Regions from separate parts of the Homo sapiens genome. Here region 2 is linked to region 1. A link is an interaction called in ENCODE POLR2A ChIA-PET data of the cell type or tissue named here. Cell type or tissue: IMR-90. All regions are shown on one strand. Links, peaks and the distances in the headings refer to the core of each region. The heading gives the core; the rest is flanking DNA. Region 1 has its middle 5.0 kb from the start of CDC42SE2. Region 2 overlaps RAPGEF6 (Rap guanine nucleotide exchange factor 6).

What was found. Peaks named below come from ENCODE experiments on the same cell type or tissue, not always from the same donor. Only the 100,000 strongest peaks of a DNase experiment are listed, where the experiment ranks them.
Region 2: POLR2A ChIA-PET joins it to region 1 with 6 read pairs; 3 of 35 experiments call an interaction of 5 or more read pairs at or near these places.

What each region holds. Positions count from the first base shown.
Region 1 is chr5:131,257,556-131,260,484 of GRCh38, forward strand. It overlaps a transcript of CDC42SE2 not described here. Among named protein-coding and RNA genes, the nearest start is that of CDC42SE2, 5.0 kb to the right of the region's middle. In IMR-90, for the core only: no CTCF peak of the experiment used is centred there; no DNase peak of the experiment used is centred there; H3K27ac peaks cover 614 bases.
Region 2 is chr5:131,461,355-131,464,283 of GRCh38, forward strand. It overlaps RAPGEF6 (Rap guanine nucleotide exchange factor 6), which reads right to left. Exons shown (of 28, transcript NM_016340.6): 18 at 2,687-2,927; 19 at 351-734. Among named protein-coding and RNA genes, the nearest start is that of RAPGEF6, 170 kb to the right of the region's middle. In IMR-90, for the core only: no CTCF peak of the experiment used is centred there; no DNase peak of the experiment used is centred there.

The DNA.
Region 1 (2,929 bases), core at 152-2,651:
CAACCTCTGCCTCCCAGGTTCAAGCGATTCTCCTGCCTCAGCTTCCCAAGTAGCCAGGACTACAGGTGCGCACCACCATGCCTGGCTAATTTTTTGTATTTTAGTAGAGATGAGTTTTCACCATGTTGTCCAGGCTGGTTTCAAAGTCCTGAGCTCAGGCAATCCACCTGCCTTGGTCTCCCAGTGTTTTAGGATTACAGGGGTAAGCCACCGCGCTCGGCCCCACCTGCTAAATTTAAGGGCACCAAATCTCCCGGTGCTTTGAGACCATCTAACAAGATATTCCGTTTCTCCTCTTCCTGGATTCCTGGTGAACCAAAGAGATGGGAGACCCCCTGGTGCTTGCTGAATGGCTTCCTAACACACACTGGTGCTAGTTCTGCTCGTTCTTCCGTGCTAAGGGGCTTCCTCAAGATACGGGGAGAAGTATCCTCTCCTCTGCAGCCCTGGTGCTGAGTCTTAATTGCCAGCAGAGTCCACTCCCTCTTGTTATCTGCCTTTTGGACTTCATCTTTCCCCACTCTTGTATGCCAGCCTGCCAATACTCAACTCAAGATCCATTGTGGTTCTTGCTTTCCCTGGGAACACACCTTTAAGATGTCAGTTTCTGAACTTTTGCTCACTAAGCTTTGTGCTTCCTAAATTAGTGCCACATCCCCTTTCTCTTTATTGTTTTTTTTTCTGTGTGAAATCTACCACAAGCTTTATCACCATTATTGTTTACTTGTTAAGTCTCTTTTAGCTGACTCATATTTTTAACTTTAACAAACATATAAAGGAAACTTGTATTACTACCATATATGTAAAATTGGTATTACTTGCCATATATAGATGTTAGCTGTTTAAAAAAAAGAAAAAGGAGTTCTTGGTTACTTAGTCTGTAACTTGACATAGCAGAGTGACCCCAAAGGCTCCCTTCCTCTTATCTTGTTGTCCCCAGAGGCATTTTGTTACAATTCCTAACTTTTTTTTTTGAGGTGAGGGGCTGCAATGCAATTGGATCACAGGCTATGTATTGAAGCTAGCCAAGCTGCATGTACCCTAATTTACCTCTCTCCATCCTTCCACTTCCCATCCCCAGTGAAGTGTATCACCTAAAATCATCTCCCACACCACGAGAGGTGTGCAATACATAGTTTGGGAAACACTGATCTGACTACCTTCTTCACAGAGACCCACCTCGAATTCCTTTCCCTTTGAAAAAACTTTTCTAACTAATTCAGACCTCAGTGATCCCCTCAACCACATTCATAAAGCTACTGTGTCTATTTATTCAAATGTTGATGTGTGACATTTCATTAAAGACAAAGACCATGCTTTATACTGAATTTTTCCACAGCACTCGGTATGCTACCTGGCAAACAGCAGGCATTCAATGAATATTTGTGGTTTGATGAGCAGCAAGGGTCAGCCACAGGTAAGAGTGTAAAGCAAAGTTTGACTTAGCTTGCCTTCCTATCTTTGGCTGCTTCAGTCACAGAAAGGGCCACTGTCCATGATTATTCTGACAGTTGGTTATTTTCTCCTTTCTCAATAAATTCCACAATTCCTGATTTTTCTCAATCTTCCCAAATCACAATTCATGTGCCATATGTCTCATTACCTTATTGACTAATTAGCTAAGATATCTGGGGTTTGCCATTAGATTTTATGATGCTTGCCTGTACCTTATAATTTTTTTGGTATCTTCTATCACACTAAAAACAGACCATGTATACATAATATACACTCAATAGATATACTGTATGTTGTATACATAAACAAATACATGTTGAATAATTTGTTTCTTGGAGTATGCCTGTTATATCTTTAGGAAAAAAATACTAAATTCCAAAAGTAATTTATATAACATTGGTCAAGTGGATTTACTAAGTTTGCTATTAGTTAATGTTCACAGCACAAGTATAGAAAGCTTTGTAGTTCTGACTCAGAAAAATAACAATTAAATCTTCCCTCTGCCTTTCCTCTTTCTTTTGATTCACTTGACTCATTCAGATGTTCCTATAAAGAAGCAATTTAAGTCTCTATAGCTTTACACAGAACTGGTGGTTTCTTCTCTTGTATCCCAAGCAGTTAGTACATACATCTAGTTAGGAATGATCATCTAATTTATCAGCAGACCTAGACACAACTGAGAATGAAAGAAGACACAAATAACTCTTAAGCCAGGACAAGAGATTCCTGATAAATCAGGAAATATGGTCATACTACTTTGAATGTAGTTATCTATTAAATGTGTCTCTTGTCATTCAACTGTAAAGCTGTGTTAAGTTTGAGCCTTATTTCTCTTAGCTTCCTTTGTTGCCTGGAATTGTGTCTGGCACGTTGTGGTGGCAGAAGAAATGTTAGTGCCCCTTTAAAAATGTTCATTTATTTAAACATTATACTATATTGATGTAGAACTCATACCATCCCATTTGGGGCCTTTTATGAGCCATTTTCTCAGTATTACAAATGTAGAACAATGAGCTTAATTATATGCTTGTGTAATGATAATAACTAGCTTTTACCAGCACAGCCTGTTCCAAGGCTAAGGCTAACGATTTTACTTGAGTTCTCTTATATATTTCTCACAACAGACCTCACAGGTAGGTAATATTATTGGTCTTATTAAACTAGAAGAAAAGATAGGTTTAGAAAAAACTTTGTTTAGAGTCACCTAACTAATTATGCAGCAGAATTTGGATTTGAACTCCAGACTCTGACTCCGTACACCATGTCTCCTAAATGTTAGAAAGAACTGCTATAAAATTTTGGAAAAGAGGATTTAAAAAACATTAATAGTGGCTGGGCACGGTGGCTCCCGCCTGTAATCCCAGCGCTTTGGGAGGCTGGGGCGGGCGGATCACCTGAGGTCAGGAGTTCAAGACCAGCCTGGCCGACATGGTGAAACCCTGTCTCTACTAAAAATACAAAAATTAGCCAGGCG
Region 2 (2,929 bases), core at 130-2,629, 200 kb after region 1:
TTAAAAAAGCACAGTACAGAAGTCTAATGATAAAGACCAGCCACTGGGCACATATCCAAAGATGATATAATCACTCAAGGCGGGGGGTTGGAGATGAAGGGAGAGAAAGAAAAATTAGAAGGCAATCACCCACTTTCATTTACAAAAAAGAAGTAAAAGAAAGATGGAAGAAACAAAAATAGAAAAAGCCAATACCACCAAAATGGAAAATACATTAAATCTAACAACACTTCAATAAAGGCATATTAATTGAACATTTCTTTTCATAGGCATTGAATACCTAAGTAGAAAATCAGCTGCATGTAATGACAAAACCATACAGACATTTGTACCTATTTGTACCAACTTACCTTATTATTGCAAACATGGAATTGAAGTTCTTACATTCTCGACAATGAAGTGCAATTTTAATAAAATGCTTAATAATCTTCATTCGTTTGAGCTGATTTGCTTCAGTTAAAATTTCTGAGGCAACCCAGAATGTCTCTTGGTTTACAATGTCCTCAAACCTCTTCAAATGAGTATTTCCTGTTTTGGAATTTAACTTAAAAAGGTCATCGATGTACTCAGTCGGTTCAATATTACGAAACAAATCAAAGTCCCTCATTGACAGCTGGGTGGCCACCTCAATGGTACTGAGCTGCAGCATGGATAGCTGGCTTTCCTTAACTAGTTCTTGAGCATCTTCATCTGAACATAAGGTTTCTGTTTCCATGTTATTTTTTAAGTAATACCTAAATGGAAAAATTTTTTTAAATAAATGTATTCATAAATATGATTAAATAAGAGCACTTTTCCTTTTTGTCGTTGTAAAATATCATTTTACTGTTAATAACTTTTAGCCAAAAATATTAATTTACAGATAAAATGAAAAGTTAACATTTTAAATGAAAAGATTTTTGAGAAGTCTGTCTCTTATTCTACCAACTGGCATCTATTAAAGAGTAAAAATAATGTTGTTATGTCATGAACTTAATTATTTTATGAAACTATCTGTCAGATACTATTTTAGGTACTGGCCTTGCCCTCGTAAAGCTTTTATCTTACTGTTTTATCTGACAGAGGATTGGTACTATGTAAATATTTGTTTATGAATAGCATGAATTCTAATTAAGGCAAAATAAATTCCTGAATCAAGACGGTTAAAAATCTCTATTCAGAAGTTACTCCACTCACTTCCTTTTTAAATAAATTTCCAAGTGAAGCAAGAGGAATGAAATCTACAGAGGAGGGGAAACACTTCCACTAATGGTTTCTCCCTTGTTAAATACAAAACCTCATTCCAGCAAGTGGCACTTATCAGTTACCACACATTAAGACCTATATTTTGCTTTCTTCTCTTAAATCAACAATTCTACAGCACTTAAAAGTAAGAGACAGGAAACATCTTGTGCAGGGATGTTACTAAGGAAACGAGGTAATGTATCACCTGCTTTTACTTCGTTCTTTTCTAATAATCCAACTTGATTTAAGCCTAAGTTTGTATCCATCTATCCATCTATTTTTTACTGTCAAGAAACTCTTTTTTCTGCTTTTAGACTGTTCATATGCCTAAGACAATGCCATAAATAATAGTGCTGAAACTCATTATGCTATATATAATAATGTTTAACATTATAAGGTATGGTATACTTAGTAACTCATTTAATCCTTACAACATTCCCATGAGGTATATTCTACTATTACTATCCTCATTTTATGGGTGAGGAAATTCAGGTAGAGAAGCTACATATGACTTGCTCAAGGTCACATAGCCAGAGCTGGGATTTGAATGTGGGCAATCTGAATCCAGGGTCTATGCTCTTAACCACTATGTACAGCCAGCAAAACAGAGTTAACTCATTCTCATTTCACAGCAACCATGGCATGCAGTCACTGTAAGCTTTCTAGGGATCTTGTTCTACATATGAAACTGGGTTACCAAAAAGATTATTCTCAGAGTGGTTGAGTGTGGTAGCTCACACTCGTAATGCCAGCACTTTGGGAGGCTGAGGCAGGCAGATCACTTGAGGTAAGGAGTTTGAGACCAGCCTGGCCAACACGGTGAAACCTCGTCTCTACTAAAAATACAAAAATTCGCCAGGCATGGTGGCATGTGCCTGTAGTCCCAGCTACTCAGAAGGCTGAGGCAGGAGAACCGCTTGAACCTGGGAGGTGGAGGTTGCAGTGAGCTGAGATCGCGCCACTGCACTCCAGCCTGGGCGACAGAGGGAGACTCCATCTCAAAAAAAAAAAAAAAAACCAGAGTAAGGAACAAATGTACTACAGAAATAATCTAGTTTATTAAATAATTTTCAGAACACATTTTAAAATTTTTAAAATTTTCCTGCATATTCATTAAAGGAAAACTACTTAGAAAAAGAACTGTGAAAACCATGGCTTCTTTTGCCAAAGTACATACTGGCCATATTAAAAACAAATTTATAAATTAGTAGATACAGTCATTCAGATATATATGAAGATTTGTATCATTCAGCTTCCTCTATAAAAAAACAGGAACTAGATTATATCAGTGGTTCTAAGAGTTTATTTTAGCAGGAGTGACAAGATATTTTATCAAGCGTCTTCTGGAGTGAATTTAGGAGCACTAAAACATGATAATGTTTCTACTTACAATAGCTGTTTTAACAGGAAATCTTCAAAAGCACATCTACAAATAAGCACATCCACTAATAAGCTTATTCACCTTCCATTGAGTTGAATTCTATCAGCTAATTTGGAGAACTGATCTGGAAGTCTTCTCTGTTTTATGACACCCTCAGGAGTAACAGAAACTTCACAGAGAGAATATGTGTCGGATGCACCGGTCAAACCAAATTCATGAACAGCATGAAAAACTACTTCTTTAGCTGTGGTGTCTTTACTGATGATAATGTAGCAACTTTGCTGATCCACTTTGAAAACTCTTATAACTTGATCAGGGATATCT